2 separate regions of the Homo sapiens genome follow, and region 2 is linked to region 1. Evidence: read pairs that join two places in POLR2A ChIA-PET (ENCODE). Cell type or tissue: PC-9. All regions are shown on one strand. Each heading gives the region's core, and the rest is flanking DNA. Links, peaks and the distances in the headings are about the cores only.

Evidence for each region. Peaks named below come from ENCODE experiments on the same cell type or tissue, not always from the same donor. Only the 100,000 strongest peaks of a DNase experiment are listed, where the experiment ranks them.
Region 2: POLR2A ChIA-PET joins it to region 1 with 13 read pairs; 2 of 35 experiments call an interaction of 5 or more read pairs at or near these places.

What each region holds. Positions count from the first base shown.
Region 1 is chr1:26,638,117-26,649,288 of GRCh38, reverse strand. LOC124904813 (small nucleolar RNA U13) reads left to right here and starts at 6,900; the gene lies at 6,900-7,003. In PC-9, for the core only: no CTCF peak of the experiment used is centred there; no DNase peak of the experiment used is centred there.
Region 2 is chr1:26,915,093-26,926,264 of GRCh38, reverse strand. NUDC (nuclear distribution C, dynein complex regulator) reads right to left here and starts at 4,522. Exons shown (of 9, transcript NM_006600.4): 1 at 4,336-4,522; 2 at 2,099-2,176. The coding sequence starts at 4,416. RefSeq lists enhancers at 3,714-4,255, 4,376-4,495, 10,323-10,823 and silencers at 4,626-4,775, 7,471-7,671. In PC-9, for the core only: no CTCF peak of the experiment used is centred there; DNase peaks (open chromatin) are centred at 3,174 and 4,634; H3K4me3 peaks cover 2,158 bases; H3K27ac peaks cover 764 bases.

The DNA.
Region 1 (11,172 bases), core at 1,290-9,289:
TTAGCTGAGCGTAGTGGCGTGCACCTGTAGTCCCACCTACTGGGGAGGCTGAGGTGGGAGGACTGCTTGAGCCCGGGAGGTTGAGGCTGCAGTGAGCCATGATCACGCCACTGTACTCTAGCCTGTGTAACAGAATGAGAGTCTGTCTCAAAGAAAAAAAAAATAGTTTTCGTTAATATTGTGGTGTAATATTTTTATAGCAAACAACAGAAAAATCATCTTGAAATATCTCTTTTTTTTTTTTTTTGAGACGGAGTTTCTCTGTCGCCCAGGTTGGAGTGCAGTGGCGCGATCTCGGCTCTCTGCAGGCTCCGCCCCCCGGGGTTCACGCCATTCTCCTGCCTCAGCCTCTGGAGTAGCTGGGACTACAGGCGCCCACCACCTCGCCCGGCTGATTTTTTGTATTTTTAGTAGAGACGGGGTTTCACCGTGTTAGCCAGGATGGTCTCGATCTCCTGACCTCGTGATCCACCCGCCTCGGCCTCCCAAAGTGCTGGGATTACAGGCGTGAGCCACTGCGCCCGGCCTCGAAATATCTTAAACAATTAAGGGAATTTAGTCATCAGCTGAAAATTCAGGCAAAGCTTTGTCCTCAGTGTTAAGGCTCAATGATGTTACCAAAGACCTGGTTTCTTTCCATTTCTCCTTCTGAAATATTTGATATCCCTAAATTTGTGTGTGTGTGTGTGTGTGTGTGTGTGTGTGTGTGTGTGTGTGTGTGTGTGTGTTGGAGACAGAGTCTCCCGCTGTCGCCCAGGCTGGAGTGCAATGGCGCAATCTCAGCTCACTGCAACATCCGCCTTCGGCGTTCAAGCAATTCTTCTGCCTCAGCCTCCTGAGTAGCTGGGATTACAGGCACCCACCCCGCACCCAGCTAATTTCTGTATTTTTAGTAGAGACAAGTTTTCACCATGTTGGCCAGGCTGGTTTCGAACTCTTGACTTCAGGTGATCCACCTGTCTCGGCCTCCCAAAGTGCTGGGATTACAGGCGTGAGCCACCACGCCCGGCGCCTAAATTTGTTCTTTTGTGACGTCAGTATGGTTACAGCAGCTTCTAGAAGGGCTATCTGTGTTTTCTTCACCTCAAATAGGAAGATAATATCTCTCAAGGAAACTCCTTCAGAATAACAAGAAAGTATGCTTTCCAGAAGCCCCAGCAAAGGTCTTTTTATATCTCACTGGCCTGAATTAAGGTCACCTGTTCATCACTGATCTAGTCAATGTCTATGGGGATAAGCGTGTGCCGGGCTTAAGCCAAGTTACCCCTGGATGTAAGAGTGGAGTCAGCTTCCTTATGTGGTTACACATAAGAGAATACGCATCCTGTTACTAAGAGGAAAGAGAAAGACTGTTGGGCAGTCAAAACCAACAAAAATTCACTGCATGATGCTGACCACATTCAACTACTTCTGTATTAATACTTTGGTTAGTACACTAATGAAAATTTCTGTATAAATTAATATTCACACAAAAACTTGTACATGAACATTCATGGCATCAATATTTTTTGTTTGTGTGTCCATTTTTTAACTCAAAGACTTTGTTTTATTACAGTGCATAGACTGGGATCGATGGGAAGATGTAGATGTCGTGGGCAACCATGGTTAGCATCGTTAGCCCATCCCCATCGTCATGAATGTATCAAAGATGCCTCTACTCTGCATCATGGTTTTCCCAATGCCGCCCATCACCTCCTGATCCTGCATCCCAATCCTGAGACAGAGGGTGCTGAGGAGCACCGTGGCCACCATGGCCACTGTTCAACCCATTATCAAAGCCTATCTCCATGCAGTCAAAGCAGCCTGGCTGAGACTGTCCCTAGGGACCCACAACCACTGGCATCTCGCTCTCAGCCTTGGTCGCTCAGCTCTCCATAGCATTGAATTCATAATAGCCAAAAAGTGGAAACAATTCTAGGGTCCATCAGCTGATGGATAAACAAAATGTGACATAGCCACAAAATGGAATATTATTCAGCAATAAAAACGAGTGAAATACTGATACCTGCTATAACATGCATGGAACTGAAAACATTATGCTAAGTGAAAGAAGCCAGTCACACCAGGCCACAAATTGTGTGACTTATTTTATATAAAATATGTACAAAGTAGATTAGTGATCACCAGAGGCTAAAGGAATAGGGTTTAGGGCATGACTGCTAATGAGTAGAGGGTTTTCTTTGGGGGTGAAAGAATGTGCTGGAATTAGGTAGTGGTGTGAATATACTCAAATCACTGGATTGTGCACTTTATTTTATTTATTTATTTTTGAGACAGAGTCCCAGTGAGTTGCCCAGGCTGGAGTACAGTGGCGTGCTATTGGCTCACTGCAACCTCTGCCTCCTGGGTTCAAGTGATTCTCGTGCCTCAGCCTCCCAAGTAGCTGGGATTACAGGCATGTGCCACCATGTCCGGCAAATTTTTGCATTTTTAGTAGAGACAGGATTTTCCACGTTGGTCAAGCTGGTCTCAAACTCGTGGCCTCAAGTGATCTGCCTGCCTCAACCTCCCAAAGTGGTGGGATTACAGGCATGAGCCACTGCGACTGGCCCTCTTTTTTCTTTTTTCTTTTTTTTTTTTTGAGACGGAGTTTCGCTCTTGTTGCCCAGGTTGGGGTGCAATGGCGCAATCTTGGCTTACCGCAACCTCTGCCTCCCAGGTTCAAGCCATTCTCCTGCCTCAGCCTCCCAAGTAGCTGGGATTACAGGCATGTGCCACCATGCCTGGATAATTGTTTTCGTATTTGTAGTAGAGACGGGGTTTCTCCATGTTGGTCAGGCTGGTCTCAAACTCCCGACCTCAGGTGATCCGCCAGGCTTGGCCTCCCAAAGGGCTGGAATTACAGGAGTGAGCCACCACGCCAGGCCTATTGTCGTTTTTTGGAGACAGAGTCTTGCTCTGTTGCCTAGACTGGAGTGCAGTAGCACGATCTTGGCTCACTGCAACCTCTGACTCCTGGGTTCAAGTGATTCTCCTGCTTCAGCCTCCCCAGTACCCACCATCACACCCATCTAATTTTTGTATTTTTTGTAAGGATGGCATTTCACCGTGTTGGCCAGGCTGGTCTCGAACTGCTGACCTCAACTAATCCGCCCGACTCAGTCTCCCAAAGTGCTAGAATTACAGGCGTGAGCTACCACGCCCGGCCTAAAGAACATTTATTGATCACACTACTGGTTAAGTGGTGCAAAAGAAACACACAACTTTTTATCTACACAGTTCTATAATTTTTATGAAAATCAGGGACCTTGAACATACATCATGTTTAATAAGGAATCAAAGCAATTGCTAACAAATTCAGAGCATTCCTCTGGACTCCTTCAACCGGTTCTAACAGTTGCTCTCCAAGGTAGAGATGGCAAAATGTTGTGATTACCAAGGAGCCACCTTTGAGAAAGATTAAGAGGGCAGTGTGGCCAGATAGGCCATCAGCAATACATTTCATCAGAATAAGGGAAGAGGATGCATCTGTTTAACCATATTCCCAAAAAAGTAGAGACTGGAAAGAAAAACAGAGAGAAAGCCAATAGTGTTAGCAGCTCTTTCAGGGGGAACAAAAAGAGAAGATGAAGTGTGACCAAGTGTACAAAGCTGGAAGGATGCAAGAAAAAATTGCCATCTAGTAGTTGCTTCAGCTCTTTTTTTTTTTTTTTTTTACATATTTCAACTGTTTTATTTGCTTTCTGGGGTGTCAAATGTGAGCGCTCTCAGGGTCCAGCCCCAAGCAGTGTCCAGCAGATTCTTCTCCGCCCAAGGGTCCTGGACATGGAGGTTTCAGACAAAAGGCACTGGCTGGAGCTCTGGAAGTCAGGCAGAAGCCACCCTGAAGCTGGGGGTCTCAAGTCTGCCTTTGGGGAGAGAAAATACATTCACTTTGGCAGGATTGGTTTTTCACTTTTGGATGAGGTCAGGGTCTGAGTCCTCCCAGCTCTCCTTGTCTTGCAATGTGTTCTGCAGATCCTGGTGGCATTTCTGCAACTCCTGGAACCTGGAGACATATGGATCAGAGTGCTCATCCAAGGCAGGAACCCCAGAAGGTTCTCCCCGGGCAAAGGCAGGGCGCTCCACCCTCCAGGGTACCTCTGACAACATCAGTAATATCAGCAGCATCTGAGAGCAACGCCATGGCACAGGTCCTGGCCTGCGCGTGATGGTCCTGGTGCTGGTTGCTATCTAGTTGCTTCAACTTTAATGTGAATATATCCACTGTCTCTAGAGAAGGACCAGTAACCTAAAACTAAAGGAGAAACTAAATAAAAAGAATAATACAAGTTTACCAAAGACTAAATCACAAAGTGGATTTCCTTTTTTCCTAAATTAGCAATAGTGAGAAATGGCCGGGCGCAGTGGCTCACGCCTGTAATCCCAGCACTTTGGGAGGCCAAGGCGGGCGGATAAGAGGTCAGGAGATCGAGACCATCCTGGCCAACACGGTGAAACCCTGTCTCTACTAAAAATACAAAAAATTATCCGGGCGTGGTGGCAGGCACCTGTAGTCCCAGCTACTCGGGAGGCTGAGGCAGGAGAATGGCATGAAACTGGGAGGCGGAGCTTGCAGTGAGCCAAGATCGCAGTGAGCCACTGCACTCCAGCCTGGGCGACAGAGCAAGACTCTGTCTCAAAAAAAAAAAAAAAAAAAGCAACAGTGAGAAACTTCCAGTGTTCCAAAAGTACTAATTTAAACCATTTCTTTAATCCTTTGAAAGGCTTCTTTTTCACTAGTTGCTGCCGTTATCTCCCAGAAACATTAGTGACAACCCATGTGACTTTAATATAATTTCTCAAGGTCTGCATGGGAATTTTCAGTGTATTGTGTTCAAGAAACTCACCTGCTCCAACGCAATATTTGTAGCGAACTATAGAAATGATCCCTGAGGCCAGGTGTGGTGGCTCACATCTGTAATCCCCGCAGTTTGGGAGGCTGAGGTGGGCAGATCACTTGAGGTCAGGAGTTCAAGACCAGCCTGGCCAACATGGTAAAACCCCATCTCTACTAAAAATACAAAAATGAGCTGGGCATGGTGGTGGGCACCTGTAGTCTCAGCTACTCAGGAGGCTGAGGCATGAGAATCACTTGAACCTGGGAGGCGGAGGTGGTTGCAGTGAGCCAAGGTTGTGCCACTGCACTCCAGCCTGGGCGATAGAGCAAGACTCAGTCTCGAAAACAAAGAAGAAATGATCCCTGAAAGTATAGTCTTCAAACCAATATTTGTATTTTTGTACACAGAAAAAAAGTTTTGAAGCTTGGGGGTGGGCTAAAGAAAAGTGAAAATAGACAATACACTTTTTTTTTTTTTTTTTCTGAGACAGGGTCTTGCTCTGTCACCCAGGTTGAAGTGCAGCGGTGTGATCATAGCTCACTGCAGCCTCAACTTCCTGGGCTCAAGCAATCTGTTCACCTCCGATTTCTGAGTAGCTGGGACTACAGGCACACACCACCACACCCAGCTAATTTTTGTAGTTTTTGTACAGACAGGGTCTCATTATGTTATCCAAGCTGTAATACTTTTTTTTGTTTTTTTGAGCTCGTTCTGTCACCCAGGCTGGAGTACACTGGCGCGATCTCGGCTCACTGCAACCTCCACCTCCCTGGTTCAAGCAATTCCCCTGCCTCAGCCTCCTGAGTAGCTGGGATTACAGGTGCACGCCACCATGCCCGGCTAATTGTTTTTGTATTTTTTTTTTTTTGAAACGGAGTTTTGCTCTCGTTGCCTCGTTGCCTAGGCTAGTGGTGCAATCTCGGCTCACTGCAACCTCCACCTTCCGGTTTCAAGAGATTCTCCTGCCTCAGCCTCCCAAGTAGCTGGGATTACAGGCGCCCACCACCACGCCCAGCTAATTTTTTTGTATTTTTAGTAGAGACGGGGTTTCACCATGTTGGTCAGGCTGGTCTCGAACTGCTGACCTCGTGATCCGCCCGTCTCGGCCTCCCAAAGTGCTGGGATTACAGGTGTGAGCCACCGCACCTGGCCCTTTTTTTGTATTTTTAATAGAGACGGGGTTTCACCATGTTGGCCAGACTAGTCTTGAACTCCTGACCTCAGGCAATCTACCCGCCTCGGCCTCCTAAAGTGCTAGGATTACAGGCATGAGCCACCACACCCGGCCTGTAATAAATTTTTAAAGGCCTCTTTGGCAAATGTTTGGTAGATGAACAAACGGCTAGCAGTGAAGAATTGGGAGGGATATCAGGGACAGAGCAAGTGGCTGATTACCCTTTGAGCACACTCTTTTTTTTTTTTTTTTTTTGAGACAGGGTCTTACATTGTCACCCAGGATGGAGTGCAGTGGCACAATCTCGGCTCACTGTAGTCTTGATCTCCCAAGTTCAGGTGATCCCCTGCCTCAGCCTGCCCCCTAGTAGCTGGGACTACTGGTGTGAGCCACCACACCCGGTTAATTTTTGTAATTTTTTCTTTCTTTTTTTGAGACAGAGTCTTGCTCTGTCGCCCAGGCTGGAGTGCAATGGCATGATCTCAGCTCACTGCAACCTCCGCCCCCCAGGTTCAAGGGATTCTCGTGCCTCAGCCTCCCAAGTAGCTGGGTCTACAGTCATGTGCCACCACACCCAGATAATTTTTGTATTTTTAGTAGAGACGGGGTTTTGTCATGTTGGCCAGGCTGGTCTCGAACTTCTGGCCTCAAATGATCTGCCCGCCTCGGCCTCCCAAAGTGCTAGGATTACCCTACCAGCCAAATTTTTGTACTTTTTGTAGAGATGAGATTTCACTATGTTCCCCAGGCTGGTCTTGAACTCCAGAGCTTAAGCATCCCAAAGTGCTAGGGTTACAGGTGTGAATCACTGAGCCTGGCCTGAGCACATTCTTTATTGAACAAGTGGCCACTTATATAGTATTTTTGCCAAAAATATTTACCTTTAATTATAAAGAAATAATCAGATCATTTTGTAGTTCATAAGCATGATGATTGGGCATTCACATGGATGTGTGAAATGTGCCATCCACAAACATTGTTATGATGTTGGCACATTACCTGTCTGACATGAAAAAGAGGAAAAAGGGCTGGGCGCAGTGGCTCACGCCTGTAATCCCAGCACTTTGGGAGGCTGAGGCGGGCAGATCACGAGGTCAGGAGTTCGAGACCAGCCTGGCCAAGATGGTGAAACCCCATCTCTACTAAAAATACAAAAATTAGCCAGGTGTGGTGGCAGGCGCCTGTAATCCCAGCTACTTGGGAGGCTGAGGCAGGAGAATCGCTTGAACCCGGGAGGCGGAGGTTGCAGTGAGCCCAGGCAATGCCATTGCACTCCAGCCTAGGCAACAGAGTGAGACTCTGTCTCAAAAAAACAAAAACAAAAAACAAGGTAATAGTGTTTTTAAAACAATGTAAATATTATAAGCAGTAATCAGACAAAACTAATTCAAAGCTGTAGCTGAACTCTTTGCTTTCAAAGTTGAAAAGGAAATGAAAGCAATTTTTTGCAGGTAAATCAGTAAAATAAATACTATGGAAATGAGGAAAACATGGACTAATCAGTTCAATTCTGTAATGATATGTGACCAAATGGCATCTATGCAAGTGACAAATCACAAAATAAACCAACTAAAGAATAATCTTCAAATGTACTTTTAGTTCTTAGCTGCAAAGATGCTGGTCTGCATTCATGTGCATTGCTAATTTAAGAAAGAGAGCCTGGGCCAGGTGCGGTGGCTCACACCTGTAATCCCAGCGCTCTGGGAGCCCAGGGCTGGCATATCACCTGAGGTTGAGACTTTGAGACCAGCCTGACCAACATGGAGAAACCCCGTCTCTACTACAAATACAAAAACAATTATCCAGGCATGGTGGCGCATGCCTGTAATCCCAGCTACTTGGGAGGCTGAGGCAGGAGAATGGCTTGAACCTGGGAGGCAGAGGTTGCGGTAAGCCAAGATTGCACCATTGCACCCCAACCTGGGCAACAAGAGCGAAACTCCGTCTCAAAAAAAAAAAGAAAAAAAAAGAGGGCCAGTCGCGGTGGCTCACGCCTGTAATCCCACCACTTTGGGAGGTTGAGGCAGGCAGATCACTTGAGGCCACGAGTTTGAGACCAGCTTGACCAACATGGAAAATCCTGTCTCTACTAAAAATGCAAAAATTCGCCGGACATGGTGGCACATGCCTGTAATCCCAGCTACTTGGGAGGCTGAGGCACGAGAATCACTTGAACCCAGGAGGCAGAGGTTGCAGTGAGCCAATAGCACGCCACTGTACTCCAGCCTGGGCAACTCACTGGGACTCTGTCTCAAAAATAAATAAATAAAATAAAGTGCACAATCCAGTGATTTGAGTATATTCACACCACTACCTAATTCCAGCACATTCTTTCACCCCCAAAGAAAACCCTCTACTCATTAGCAGTCATGCCCTAAACCCTATTCCTTTAGCCTCTGGTGATCACTAATCTACTTTGTACATATTTTATATAAAATAAGTCACACAATTTGTGGCCTGGTGTGACTGGCTTCTTTCACTTAGCATAATGTTTTCAGTTCCATGCATGTTATAGCAGGTATCAGTATTTCACTCGTTTTTATTGCTGAATAATATTCCATTTTGTGGCTATGTCACATTTTGTTTATCCATCAGCTGATGGACCCTAGAATTGTTTCCACTTTTTGGCTATTATGAATTCAATGCTATGGAGAGCTGAGCGACCAAGGCTGAGAGCGAGATGCCAGTGGTTGTGGGTCCCTAGGGACAGTCTCAGCCAGGCTGCTTTGACTGCATGGAGATAGGCTTTGATAATGGGTTGAACAGTGGCCATGGTGGCCACGGTGCTCCTCAGCACCCTCTGTCTCAGGATTGGGATGCAGGATCAGGAGGTGATGGGCGGCATTGGGAAAACCATGATGCAGAGTAGAGGCATCTTTGATACATTCATGACGATGGGGATGGGCTAACGATGCTAACCATGGTTGCCCACGACATCTACATCTTCCCATCGATCCCAGTCTATGTACTGTAATAAAACAAAGTCTTTGAGTTAAAAAATGGACACACAAACAAAAAATACTGATGCCATGAATGTTCATGTACAAGTTTTTGTGTGAACATTAATTTATACAGAAATTTTCATTAGTGTACTAATCAAGGTATTAATACAGAAGTAGTTGAATGTGGTCAGCATCATGCAGTGGATTTTTGTTGGTTTTGACTGCCCAACAGTCTTTCTCTTTCCTCTTAGTAACAGGATGCGTATTCTCTTACGTGTAACCACATAAGGAAGCTGACTCCACTCTTACATCCAGGGGTAACTTGGCTTAAGCCCGGCACACGCTTATCCCCATAGACATTGACTAGATCAGTGATGAACAGGTGACCTTAATTCAGGCCAGTGAGATATAAAAAGACCTTTGCTGGGGCTTCTGGAAAGCATACTTTCTTGTTATTCTGAAGGAGTTTCCTTGAGAGATATTATCTTCCTATTTGAGGTGAAGAAAACACAGATGGCCCTTCTAGAAGCTGCTGTAATCATACTGACGTCACAAAAGAACAAATCTAGGTGCTGGGCACAGTGGCTCACGCCTGTAATCCCAGCACTTTGGGAGGCCAAGGCGGGTGGATCACGAGGTCAGGAGTCCAAGACCAGCCTGGCCAAGATGGTGAAACCCCGTCTCTACTAAAAATACAAAAATTAGCTGGCCGCAGTGGTGGGCACATGTAATCCCAGCTACTCAGGAGGCTAAGGCAGGAGAATCGCTTGAACACCAAAGGCAGAGGTTGCAGTGAGCTAAGATTGCGCCATTGCACTCCAGCCTGGGCGACAGAGCGAGACTCTGTCTCCAAAACACACACACACACACACACACACACACACACACACACACAGGAATATCAAATATTTCAGAAGGAGAAATGGAAAGAAACCAGGTCTTTGGTAACATCATCGAGCCTTAACACTGAGGACAAAGCTTTGCCTGAATTTTCAGCTGATGACTAAATTCTCTTAATTGTTTAAGATAGTTGGAGATGATTTTTCTGTTGCTTGCAATCAAAATATTACACCACATTATTAAAGAAACTTATTTTTTTTTCTTTGAGACAGAATGTCACTCTGTCACACAGGCTAGAGTATAGTAGCATGATCTTGGCTCACTGCAGCCTCAACCTCCCGGGCTCAAGCAATCCTCCCACCTCAGCCTCCCCAGTAGGTGGGGAGTAGGCACCCCAGTAGGCACCCCAGCAGGTGCACGCCACTAAGCTCAGCTAATTTTTTAATTAAATTTTTTTTTCTTTTGTAGAGACAAGATTGCCCAAGCTGGTCTCAAACTCCTGGGCTCAGGAGATTCTCCCACCTTGGCCTCCCAGAGTGCTGGGATTTCAGGTGTGAGCCATCATGCCTGATCAGAAACCATTATTTTTATAGCACTTTGTAATGTAACTCTGAGCTATGTGAATTCAGTGGTAGATACGTTGAATTCTGCCTCTGGGAGTCATGAAAGGATTCATTCCGGGCACGGTGGCTCATGCCTATAATCCTAGCACTTTGGGAGGCCGAGGTAGGCAAGTCACTTGAGGTCAGCCTGGCCAACATGGTGAAACTCTGTCTCTACTAAAAAAAAAAAAAAAAAAAAAAAAAAAAAAACTAGCTGAGCACGGTGGTGGGTGCCTATAATCCCAGCTACTCAAGAGGCTGAAGCAGGAGAATCACGTGAACCTGGGAGGCCAAGGTTTCAGTGAGCTGAGATGGCGCCACGACGGCACTCCAGCCTGGGCGACAGAGCAAGACTCCGTCTCAAAAAAAAAAAAAAAAAAAAAAAGATTCATGTAAAAAGTGACATTTGAATTGCAACTTGCCACTTAGAAAGTATTTACTAAGTATAGGCCAGGCATGGTGGCTCACGCTTGTAATCCCAGCACTTTGGGAGGCCGAGGTGGGCGGATCGCGATATCACGAGTTCAAGACCAACCTGACCAACATGGTAAAACCCCGCCTCTACTAAAAATACGAAAATTAGCCAGGCATAATGGTGTGCACCTGTAATCCCAGCTACTCAGGAGGCTGAAGCAGGAGAATCACTTGAACCTGGGAGGCAGAGGTTGCAGTGAGCCAAGATCGTACCACTGCACTCCAGCCTGAGCGACAGAGCGAGACTCCATCTCAAAAAAAAAAAAAAGTATTCACTAAGTACAATAAGCTAAACAGGCCCGGTGCCATCTGGCTCACGC
Region 2 (11,172 bases), core at 1,554-9,553, 280 kb before region 1:
GAAGCCACAGAAAACGGTTTGCAAAGAACGTCTACGTCTCCTTCTTATTATGTCTCTTGTTTATGTCTATTATAAAGATAATGGCGCCGGGCGTGGTGGCTCACGCCTGTAATCTCAGCTACTCAGGAGGCTGAGCACAATAATTGCTTGAACCCAAGAGGCAGACATTGCAGTGAGCCAAGATCGCACCATTGCACTCCAGCCTGGATAAAAAGAGCGGGACTCCGTCTCAAAAAAAAAAAAGGCTGGGCATGGTGGCTCACACCTGTAATCCCAGCACTTCGGGAGGCCAAGGCAGGCAGATCACCTGAGGTTGGGAGTTCAAGACCAGCCTGGCCAACATGGTGAAACCCCATCTCTACTAAAAATACAAATATTATCCAGGCGTGGTGGTGCATGCCTGTAATCCCAGCTACTCAGGAGGCTGAGGCAGGAGAATTGCTTGAACTCGCAAGGCGGAGGTTGTGGTGAGCTGAGATCGTGCCATTGCACTGCAGCCTGGGCAACAGAGTGAAACTCTGTCTCAAAAAAAAAAAAAAAAAAAAATTCCTCATGATATAACAATTTTCAAAAGTATAATTACAACTTTAAGGAATCAGAAAGAAGTTCAAGGTCTCAGAATCAATACTACAAAACAGAAATCCTTAAACTCTGAGTCACAGCATCTGGGAAGACATGCCTCTGAGTATTTCTAAATTTATTTCTTTTTTTTTTTTTTTTTTTTTTGAGACGGAGTCTCACTGTTGCCCAGGCTGGAGTGCAATGGCGCGATCTCGGCTCACTGCAAGCTCCGCCCCCCGGGGTTCACGCCATTCTCCTGCCTCAGCCTCCAGAGTAGCCGGGACTACAGGCGCCCGCCACCTCGCCTGGCTAATTTTTTGTGTTTTTAGTAGAGACGGGGTTTCACCGTGTTAGCCAGCATGGTCTCGATCTCCTGACCTCGTGATCCGCCAGCCTCGGCCTCCCAAAGTGCTGGGATTACAGGCGTGAGCCACCGCGCCCGGCCTTCTAAATTTATTTCTAAGCATCAGTTTCTAATATTTGCCCAGTCTCATCTCCTAGGTTATTAGTTAAAACCTCCTCAGGCCGGGTGCAGTGGCTCACACCTGTACTCCCAGCGCTTTAGGAGGCCGAGGTGGGTGGATCACTTGAGGTCAGGGGTTCGAGACCAGCCTGGCCAACATGGTGAAACCTCATCTCTACTAAAAATACAAAAATTAGCCAGGCATGGTGGCGCCTGCCTGTAATCCCAGCTACTTGGGAGGCTGAGGCACAAGAATCACTTAAACCCAGGAGGCGGAGGTTGCAGTGAGCCTAGATTATGCCACTGCACTCCAGCCTGCGCAACAGAATGAGACTCCATTTCAAAAAATAAAATAAAATAAAATAAATAAAAGTAAAAATAAAACCTCCTGGCCAGGCACAGTGGCTTATACCTGTAATCCCAGCACTTTGGGAGGCCGAGGCGGGTGGATCATGAGGTCAGGAGTTCGAGACCAGCCTGGCCAATATGATGAAACCTCGTCTCTATCAAAATACAAAAATTAGCCAGGTGTGGTGGCGGGCGCCTGTAATCCCACTTACTCAGGAGGCTGAGGCAGGAGAATTGCTTGAACCCAGGAGGCGAAAGTTGCAGTGAGCCGACATTGCGCCACTGCGCTTCAGCTTGGGTGACAAAGCAAGACTCTGTCTCAGAAAATAAATAAATAAATAAAACCTCCTCATTGGAAAAGGAACTGAGAGGCACTGTGTCGGGGCAGAGGACAGGTTTACAACAGACTGGTTTCAACCCTGGTTCTCCCACAGCTCAGCTCAAGACTTTGGATAAGGTGCAAAATTCTCTTGAGCCAATTTCCTCAATGGGGATAGTTAACACCTGCCCCTCTTGTAGAACTGCAAAAGTCATGGGAAATAAGGTAGATAGAGGGCTGAGCAAGGAGTGGAGCTTGAAGAAATGACAGCTTCCTTCCCTTCCCCAATTCCTCACCTTTGGCATTTCGCTTCTGCTGAAAGTTACTATTATGCCAAAGAAAGGCCAGGTGAGCTTTTCTTCTGAAGAGACAGAGCCGCCCAAAGGACAGTGGTTTCCAACACTTACCTTCTCTGCCATCCCTTCTTCTCCTCCAATGAAAAAGTCTGTTTTGCGTCGAAGGAAGCTGAAGAAGGTGTTCACAAGCTGAAAGAGGGGGAGAAGATTAAAGTAGTAGAGCTGCATTTGGGAGCCCTTCAACTGCACACAAGTCAACTTGTTTTGTCTAGGAGGGAACTTGGGACTTGACTATTTTTCCTCTGAGCTTCCCAACTGAGGAGATTATCTCCCCAGCAGGTTCTCTTAGTCACTTCCACCATGAAGCAGATTTCTCATATCCTGTGTGTGTGTGCGCCTTTCACTTTCCTTGTGATGCTAGAAGCAGCCTAAGCGTATGGAACACTCCTCTGCATCCAGGGCATGAAAAGCCTGGGCCCAGCTTTCCTCTCCAGAAAGTAAAAAGCCCATCAAGACACTGGCTCACACCTATAATCCCAGTACTTCAGGAGGCTCAGGTGGGCGGGTCACTTGAGGTCAGGAGTTCAAGACCAGCCTGGCCAACATGGTGAAACCCCGTCTCTACTAAAAACACAAAAATTAGCTAGATTACAGGTGGTGGGCACCTGTAATCCCAGCTACTTGGGAGGCTGAGGCAGAGAATCACTTGAACCCGGGAAGCAGAGGTTGCAGTGAGCCAAGATCGTGCCACCGCACTCCAGCCTGGGTGAGAGACTCTTGTCTAAACAAAAAAAAAGACACTGGCTAAGTTACCGGGTCAAAGCAAGAAGGAGGAGAGCAAATGAAGCCACTTCAAAGGAGGATAAGATGGATTAATTCTGGCTGGAGTACAAGTGTAGCCAACGGTTTGAGTATCAGATGGACATATATTACCTTTTGACTTTGCAGAAGTTTCTTAACTCTGTACAACAGGAATAAGATGCAGTACCTATTTCTAGGGACCTGGTGAGGATCATGAGGTCAAGGAGGTGAGGCCTTTAGCAATGTATGGCACAGAGCAAGAGACCCACTGGCAGAGGGTAAACACCTTACAAATAGGAACCATGAACCATGGCTTAGTCTGTCTGCCACCTGCAATGCTGGGCACCAGATATGGCTAAAGGTACATAATCAGTAAAATTCTTGCTGAATGAAACAATCTAGTGGTGACTCAAGGTCAGCACACACAAACCCTTTATTTGCCCAAGAGTGGGTCTAAATCTGATTAAATCTGATGCTAGAACATATCTCAATGGTTTCCGTTCTTGCTTCTAGACAGTTTTTCAATTTGCTCAAAAATGAACTCGCTCCCAAATCCAGTTTTGTGCGAACAGTTTAGAGGAATGGAGACAGGAAGGCTTTTCACACTTGCAAATGAGAAACACTCTCCCCACCACAAAGGGCTTAGAAGTCCTTGGTCACCAGACACCTAGGTTACATAGGAATAGAAAGTTCAATGGAAACCTACCTCCAGTAAGACACAATCAGCCATGGACTCTGGGAAGCACACTGACCTGTCTAGGTGAGAACCATGTTGCATGATCTAGGCAAATCCTTGCCACTTCTCTGGCTCTGAGAATGAGAGTTCTGATCCTGACAGACTTTTCTACCGTTAACTTTGTGTTTGTTCCAAAAAAACCAACTCCAGAATCTGTAACAGTTGGCCCTTATTGTCGAGTGTGGGACACACATCAATCACACGACAAATACTTGTTGAATGAAAAAGCCTTATTACTGAGAACTTACGGTTCTTAACTACTCTCTGGAAACCGGTATTCGCAGCTGTCTCACAGATAAGGAAACTCAGGCTTGGAGAGATGTAAAGGTTCCAAGTTGGTAGGTGGTGGAAACTAATCGTGAACACAGGCCTCCTATTCCCCCATTCAAGGCCTAACAAGACCACGTGCTAACATCAGCCCGCTCCCCTACCACACACATTCGACGGCTCGCCCCAAGCCTTGGTGGATCCAAATCACGATATTTGCGACGGTTCTTACTAAGGGATGCTCCTTGGAAGCCGCCATCAAAGTGGAAACGGGGGTGGGGGCATATGTGAAACTAAAGGGGGATCCTAAGCTCAGGGATGCGATAATTTGCTACTACTGAGGGGCGCCGGGGGCCCGGGACTGATGCGAACCGGGTGAGACCTGCTGGCGGGTGGCCAGGCCGGAAGCTGGGCGCAGTGAGAATGTAGGGGCATCCCAGAAGCCCGCGAGCCGCTGGGGTGGGTCTCAGCCCTCGAAGGCAGAGAAGGGCGGAAGGAGCGTGGCCAAGGCCGCCGGGTGGGCCGACGCCGCGCGGGCCGTTACCTCCTGCACGCCGCCCTCGTGCTGCTGAGCCATGGCCAGCAACATGCCGTCGAACCGCTCCTCCTCCTGCTCTCCGCCCATCGCGCCGGCTCCGATCCACGTCCCGGAGCTCTGCACTCTAGTCCCGCGCTCTCTACGCTCCTGCGGGTCGCGCCGGGCCCAACGACTCTAGTCGTCCGCCTTCCGCAGCGGAGCCGGAAACACGCACGCGCGCGGCTGCCCAGGCCCGCCTCCACCTCCTCTCTTCCCGCCTTCCTCCCGGTTTGCGGCCATTGACCGTGCGGCAAGCAACCCGCTTCGCCGACCATTGGTCGACATTCGGAGCCAATCAACAAGCGCGTCCACGAAGCGGTAGGCGGAGCCGTGGGCCCGAGAGTTTGGCATGAGTTGCTATGGTCACCCGATGCCGTGGAGACTTCTAGAAAGCCCTGGACTCAAATCTGGCAGGGTTGGAAGTTAAAAAGGGACAAGTTTTGCCCCTCTCCCTTGCTAGCGACCCCCCCAGCTTGTAGAGCAGTGAAGCTGAAAGTAGCCTTACTCATCTCTTCCAATCCTAGAAGGGACTTACCACAGGACAGCCTCCTCCTCATCGACCTCACTGCGTACTTGACTAGGGCCAGCTTCATGGGAGTACAAATTGCAGTCGCACAGCACCCAGGCTTAGAAAGGCTCCACGCTTGATTTCATGGCCTTCTGTTATAGTCTTGAAATTCTTAATAATTTTGGAATAAGGAGACCCACATTTTCATTTTGCACTGGGCCCAGGAAATTATGACAGGTGCTGAAATTGACCTTCACTTCTGTTAATGCGGGGACAGGACCCAGCCATCCAAGCTAATCCCTCCACTTGTGCAATGAATCTCATCATCTTAGTCTTTTCAGGAACTCTATCCCTGTTAATTATCCCTTTTTTTAGCTTATGCATCACAAATATCTTTCTTCTTCCCTTCAATTTACAAACACGCTTTAATATCTTTTTGTTTGTTTTTAGAGATGGGGTTCTTGCATTGTCACCCAAGCTGGAGTGCAGTGGCACCATCTTGGCTTACGGCAGCCTTGAACTCCTGGACTCAAGCCATCTTCCCCACTTCAGCCTCCAGAGTAGCTGGGACTACAGGCTCACATCACCACGCCCTGCTGTTTTTTTTTTTTTGTTTTTTGTTTTTTGTTTTTTGGTAGAGATGGAGTCTGTGTTGCCCAGGCTAAGTCTCAAACCCTGGTCTCAAGCACTCCTCCTGCCTCAGCCTCTCAAAGTGCTGGGATTACAGGTGTGAGCCACCATGCCCAGCCCTGTTTTTATATTATTATTCCATGGCCCCACTTTCTTCTGCTGCTACCTCTCCAATTTTCAGCTCTCATTTGCAGCAAACTTGTTTGCTTGTTTTTCTACTCCCTCACCTCCCATCTCTCTACAGTATATTCTAGTCTATCTATTCTTCTTTTTTTTTTTAGACCAAGTCTCACTCTGTTGCCCAGGCTGGAGTGCAGTGACACGATCTCAGCTCACTGCAACCTCTGCCTCCCAGGTTTAAGTGATTCTCAGCCTCCCAAGTAGCTGGGATTACAGGCACCACTACGCCTAACTAATTTTTTTTTGTATTTTTAGTAGAGGGGTTTTCACCATGTTGGCCAGGCTCGTTTCAAACTCCTGACCTCAAGTGATCCACCTGCCTCGGCCTCGCAACGCGCTAGGATTACAGGCATGAGCCACTGCGCCCGGCCTGTTCTAGTCTATTTTTTAAAGGCTCTGATATGGTTACAGTGCTACATATTGCCAAAGCCAATGAACCACTATTATCTTACTCAACTTCTCAGGTGCATTTGACACAGTTGACGCCTTCTTCTTTCCTTTTTTCCTTTAGGTTTCTCTTTTGGTTGGAATTGCGTGTTCCCCACTTCAGACTAGAGACTTCTCCCTTTAGATTAGAGATTCCTGGAGTTGATCTGTGTCTTCTCCCTCAGACTGAGGGCTCTTGAGGGCAGGGCCTTGCACTTGCACGGGCCCATCCTAGGCACTGGGAGCAACCCCAGCAATGTCTTCATAGCGTCAAATACATATTTTTTTTTCTTTTAACATGCAAAAGCAAAATTCTAAAATTGCAATTGGTTAAGACTACTATTTCTTCCCACTCTATCTCACTTTCCCTTGAATCAGGTGATATCAGAGATGCCATGAGGATTTGGTGATCCAGCTAAGGTGAAGTTGAGTTGGAAATACACTCAGTTTGGATTGATTTGGTGGGATATAGCTGGGTGGCTGGCAGTCACTTTTGTGTATAGTTAAGTCATTGTGAGCTGTCCTGGTGTGTGGAAAGGGCTTCCAGGAATATTCCTACCATTTGCTGTACCTCATGACCCTTGCTGTACAGGATCAGAAGTCTTATCCCAATATAAATGATTCCCAGGACAACTGGAAGTATGTGAGCAGTGAAAGAAACAAGTTTATGTGTGGAACAAGAAGCAGATCCAGGCCGACTGCGGAGGCTCATGCCTGTAATCCCAACACTTGCAAAACATAGCAACACAGCAAAACCCTGTCTCTACAAAACAATTTAAAAATTAGCGGAGTTAAATAACGAGTTGATGGGTGCAGCACACCAACATGGCACATGTATACATATGTAACAAACCTGCACGTTGTGCACATGTACCCTAGAACTCAAAGTATAAAAAAAAAAATTAGCGGGGCATGGCAGTGGGAGCCTGTAATCCCAGCTACTCAGAAGGCTGAGATGGGAGAATCACTTGAGCCTGGGAGGTCAAGGCTGCAGTGAGCTGTGATCACGCCACTGCACTTCAGCGTGGGTGACAAAGCCAGACCCTGTCTCAAACAAAGGAAAAAAAAAAAAAGTAGCTGGATGTGGTATTTCATGCCTGTAATCCCAGCACTTTAGGAGGCCGAGGCAAGTGGATCACTTGAGGCCCAGAGTTCAAGAGCAGCCCGGCCAACATGGTGAAACACCATCTCTACTAAAAATACAAAGATTAGTTGGGTGTGGTGGTGTGCGCCTGTAATCCCAGCTACACGGGAGGCTGAGGTAGAAGAATCACTTAGGCTGGGTGCAGTGGCTCACGCCTGTAATCTTATCACTTTGGGAGGCTGAGGCAGGTGGATCACCTGAGGTCGGGAGTTCGAGACCAGCCTGCCTAACATGGTGAAACCCCATCTCTACTAAAAATACAAAAACTTAGCCAGGCATAGTGGTGGGAACCTGTAATCCCAGCTACTTGGGAGGCCGAGGCAGGAGAATCTCTTGAATCTGGGAGGTGGAAGTTGTAGCGAGCCGAGATTGTGCCATTGCACGCCAGCCTGGGCAAGAAGAGCAAAACTCCATCTCAAAAAAAAAAAAAAAAAAAGCTGGGTGCGGTGGCTCATGCCTGTAATCTCAGCACTTTGGGAGGCCAAGGCGGGCAGATCATGAGGTCAGGAGTTCGAGACCAGCCTGGCCAAAATGGTAAAACCCCATCTCTACTAAAAAATACGAAAAATCAGCTGGGCTTGGTGGCAGGCGCCTGTAGTCCCAGCTACTCAGGAGGCTGAGGCAGGAGAATTGTTTGAACCTGGGAGGCGGAGGTTGCAGTGAGCCGAGATTGGGCCTCTGGGCCTGGGTGACAGTGAGACTCCGTCTCAAAAAAAAAAAAAAAAAAAAGAATCACTTGAACCCTGAGGCAGAGGTTGCAGTGAGTCAAGATCACTCCACTGCGCTCCAGCAGCTGGGGGATACAGCATGACCCTGTCTCAAAAAAAAAAAAAAAAGATAAATCAAGAATAATGGACACCAGATTCCTCGGTGTGAAAGACAGGAAGTATAAATACACAAGGGGCAAAAACTAGAATGAACCCCATGATATGAGCTTGGAATTGGAGATGATAGTCTGAATTCATGTTGTTTAGTATGTATAATTATAGAAATAAATATAATTGTAAATGTGTGTGTGTGTGTGTGTGTGTGTGTACACATTCATTAGCTCTAGGAAGGACTGGGAGTAGTGACCCTCATAACAATGAACAGTTCTGGTTTCTTCTTCTTTTTTTTTTTTTTGAGACGCAGTCTCACTCTTGTCGCCTAGGCTGGAGTGCAGTGGTGGGATCTTGGCTCACTGCAACTTCCGCTTCCCAGGTTCAAGCGATTCTCCTGCCTCAGCCTCCCAAGTAGCTGGGATTACAGGTATGCACCACCATGTCTGGCTAATTTTTGTATTTTTAGTAGAGACAGTTTTACCATGTTGGCCAGGCCGGTCTCAAATTCCTGGCCTCAAGTGATCCGGCCACCTCAGCTTCCCAAAGTGCTGAGATTACAGGCGTGAGCCACCATGCCCAGGTGGTTTCTTTTATTTATTTATTTTTATTTATTATTAGTATTTTTAGAAAGAGTCTCACTGTGTCTCACCCAGTCTAGGCTGCAGTGGCATGATCTCAGCTCACTGAAACCTCTGCCTCCTGGGTTCAAGCGATTCTCCTACCTCAGCCTCCCGAAAAGCTGGGACTACAGGCGTGCACCACCATACCCAGCTGATTTTTGTATGTTTAGTAGAGATGGAGTTTTGCCATGTTGGCCAGGCTGGTCTCGAACTCCTGACCTCAGGTGATCCATCCGCCTCGGCCTCCCAAAGTGCTGGGATTACAGGTGTGAACCCCCACATCCAGCCCTATTATTATTATTATTATTTTGAGACAAGGTCTCACTCCGTTGCCCAGTCTGGAGTGCAGTGGCACTATCTTGGCTCCCTGCAACCTCTGCCTCCCAGGTTCAAGCTATCCTCCCGCTTCAGCCTCTCTAGTAGCTGGGACTACAGGGGCATGCCACCATGTCTGACTCATTTTTGTATTTTTAGAAGAAACAAGATTTCACCATGTTGGCCAGGCTGGTCTCGAACTCCTGACCTCAGGTGATCTGCCTGTCTTGGTCTCCCAAAGTGCTGGGGATTACAGGCGTGAGCCACCACGCCTGATTTTTATTTATTTATCTATTTTTAGTCAGGGTCTCACTCTGTTGCCCAGGCTAGAGTGCAGTGGCATGATCACAGCTCACTGCAGCCTTGCCCTCCTGGATTCAAGCAATCCTCCCACCTTAGTCTTTCGAGTAGCTGGAACTATAGGTGTGCACTACCTACCTAGCTAATTTTTGTATTTTTTTGTAGAGATGGGGTTTCACCATGTTTCCAAGCTGGTCTTGAGCTCCTGGGCTCAAGCAGCTCACCCACTGCAGCCCCCAAAGTCCAGATTACAGGTGTGAGCCACCGTGCCCGGCCAGTTCTTGGTTTTTTAGTATGATTCTAGTGCCTACTTCATGCTTTCTAAATATTATTTTCCACTAAAAGATTAAATCAGAGCTCTTTGGAGTATTGGTTGATTCCAGGGGCTGGAAAAGTTGATATCTTGCTATACCAGAAAGCAAGTGTTCCAGGAATTATGGAAGCAGGCCAAAATGACACAGACACCAGCTTGAAAGGGTTCCCATTGACCACATTGATCAAATAAATATAAATATTCAGGGTCTAAGGGGAGGTTTTGTGTGTGGGGTTTTTTCGTTTTTTTTTAGACAGAGTCTTGCTCTGTCTAGAGCAAGGCAGGAGGGCAGTAACACAGTCATAACTCACTGTAGCCTTGAAGTCCTGGGCTCAAACCATCCTCTTGCCTCAGCCTCTCAAGTAGTTGGGACTACAGATATGCCCCACCACACTGGCTAATTTTTTTTTTTTGGTAGAGATGAGGTCTCACTGTGTTGACCAGGCTGATCTTGAACTCCTGAAGCCTCAAGTGATCCTCCCACCTCAACTTCCCAAAGTGCTGTGATTACAGGCGTGAGCCACCGTAACCGAGTGTGTATTCTATTCTTAAAGAGGGTCCTCCAAATCGTAACCTTCAGGCCCCATAAAACCAATATCCACCTCCAGAAATTCTTGTCACTGTTTTAAAAATGAGGAAACTGAGGCACAGAAAGAGAAAGTGATTTGCCCAAGGTCACTCAGCTAAGTGAAGCAGGATTTGAACCCAGCCAGTCTGACTCCAGAGTCTGCTTCAAGGGGACACTGTGAGAATTCAGTGAGATTTAAAAACATGAAAGGAACTTTATAAATTTAAGGATTAAGACTAATAATCAAATGAAAGAGGTGTGCCTGTTTGTCCACTGGTGCTCAGCTCCACAGAGGAAAGGGGCAGAAAAATCCTCCTACCGTATGCCAGAAACCACTTGGAATTTAACAACCAGGACCTCATTTTGTCCCCATGGCAGCCCTACAGCCAGGCATTATTGTCCCAGGGAGGCTTATCGAGGTTCAAGGATCAACCCAAGTCACATAACCAAAAAGTGATGGATTCTGGAGCAGATGCCAGGGCTAGTGATGCCAGAGCCTCTCTCTCCCCATCCAGGGCACCAGGCTGCCCAACAGCATGCAGCAGAAGGCTTGCCACACTGGACTGGCCAAGGTCCAGGAACATGACACAACCAAGGGCCTCTCCACCTTCTCTCATCCCCTGTGCTCCACCATCTGAGAAAGATGCCCGGGACAGAGGAGCCACGTGGCAGCAGAGCAACACTTCTGCCCAGATCACAAGTGGGCAACGTCTGCAAAGCAGGCAGCAGCAAGGTGGGGGCAGCTAGCCACAAGCTCTGAGAATCTCAGGCTCTGGCTGTGCAATTGGGCCAGTGGGTCCAGGGAAACAAACAAGGACTTTGGAGTCAGGCAAGATCTGGGCTTTGTCTTCCTGGTGGGATGACCTTGGGCAAGTCACTTTAGCTTTTTTAGTCTCATAAAGTAAGAATCTAGCCTTAGGAAGAGGCTGCCAATATTAGAGTGGGAAGTGCCTGACACATAATAAGTGCTTAGAGAATG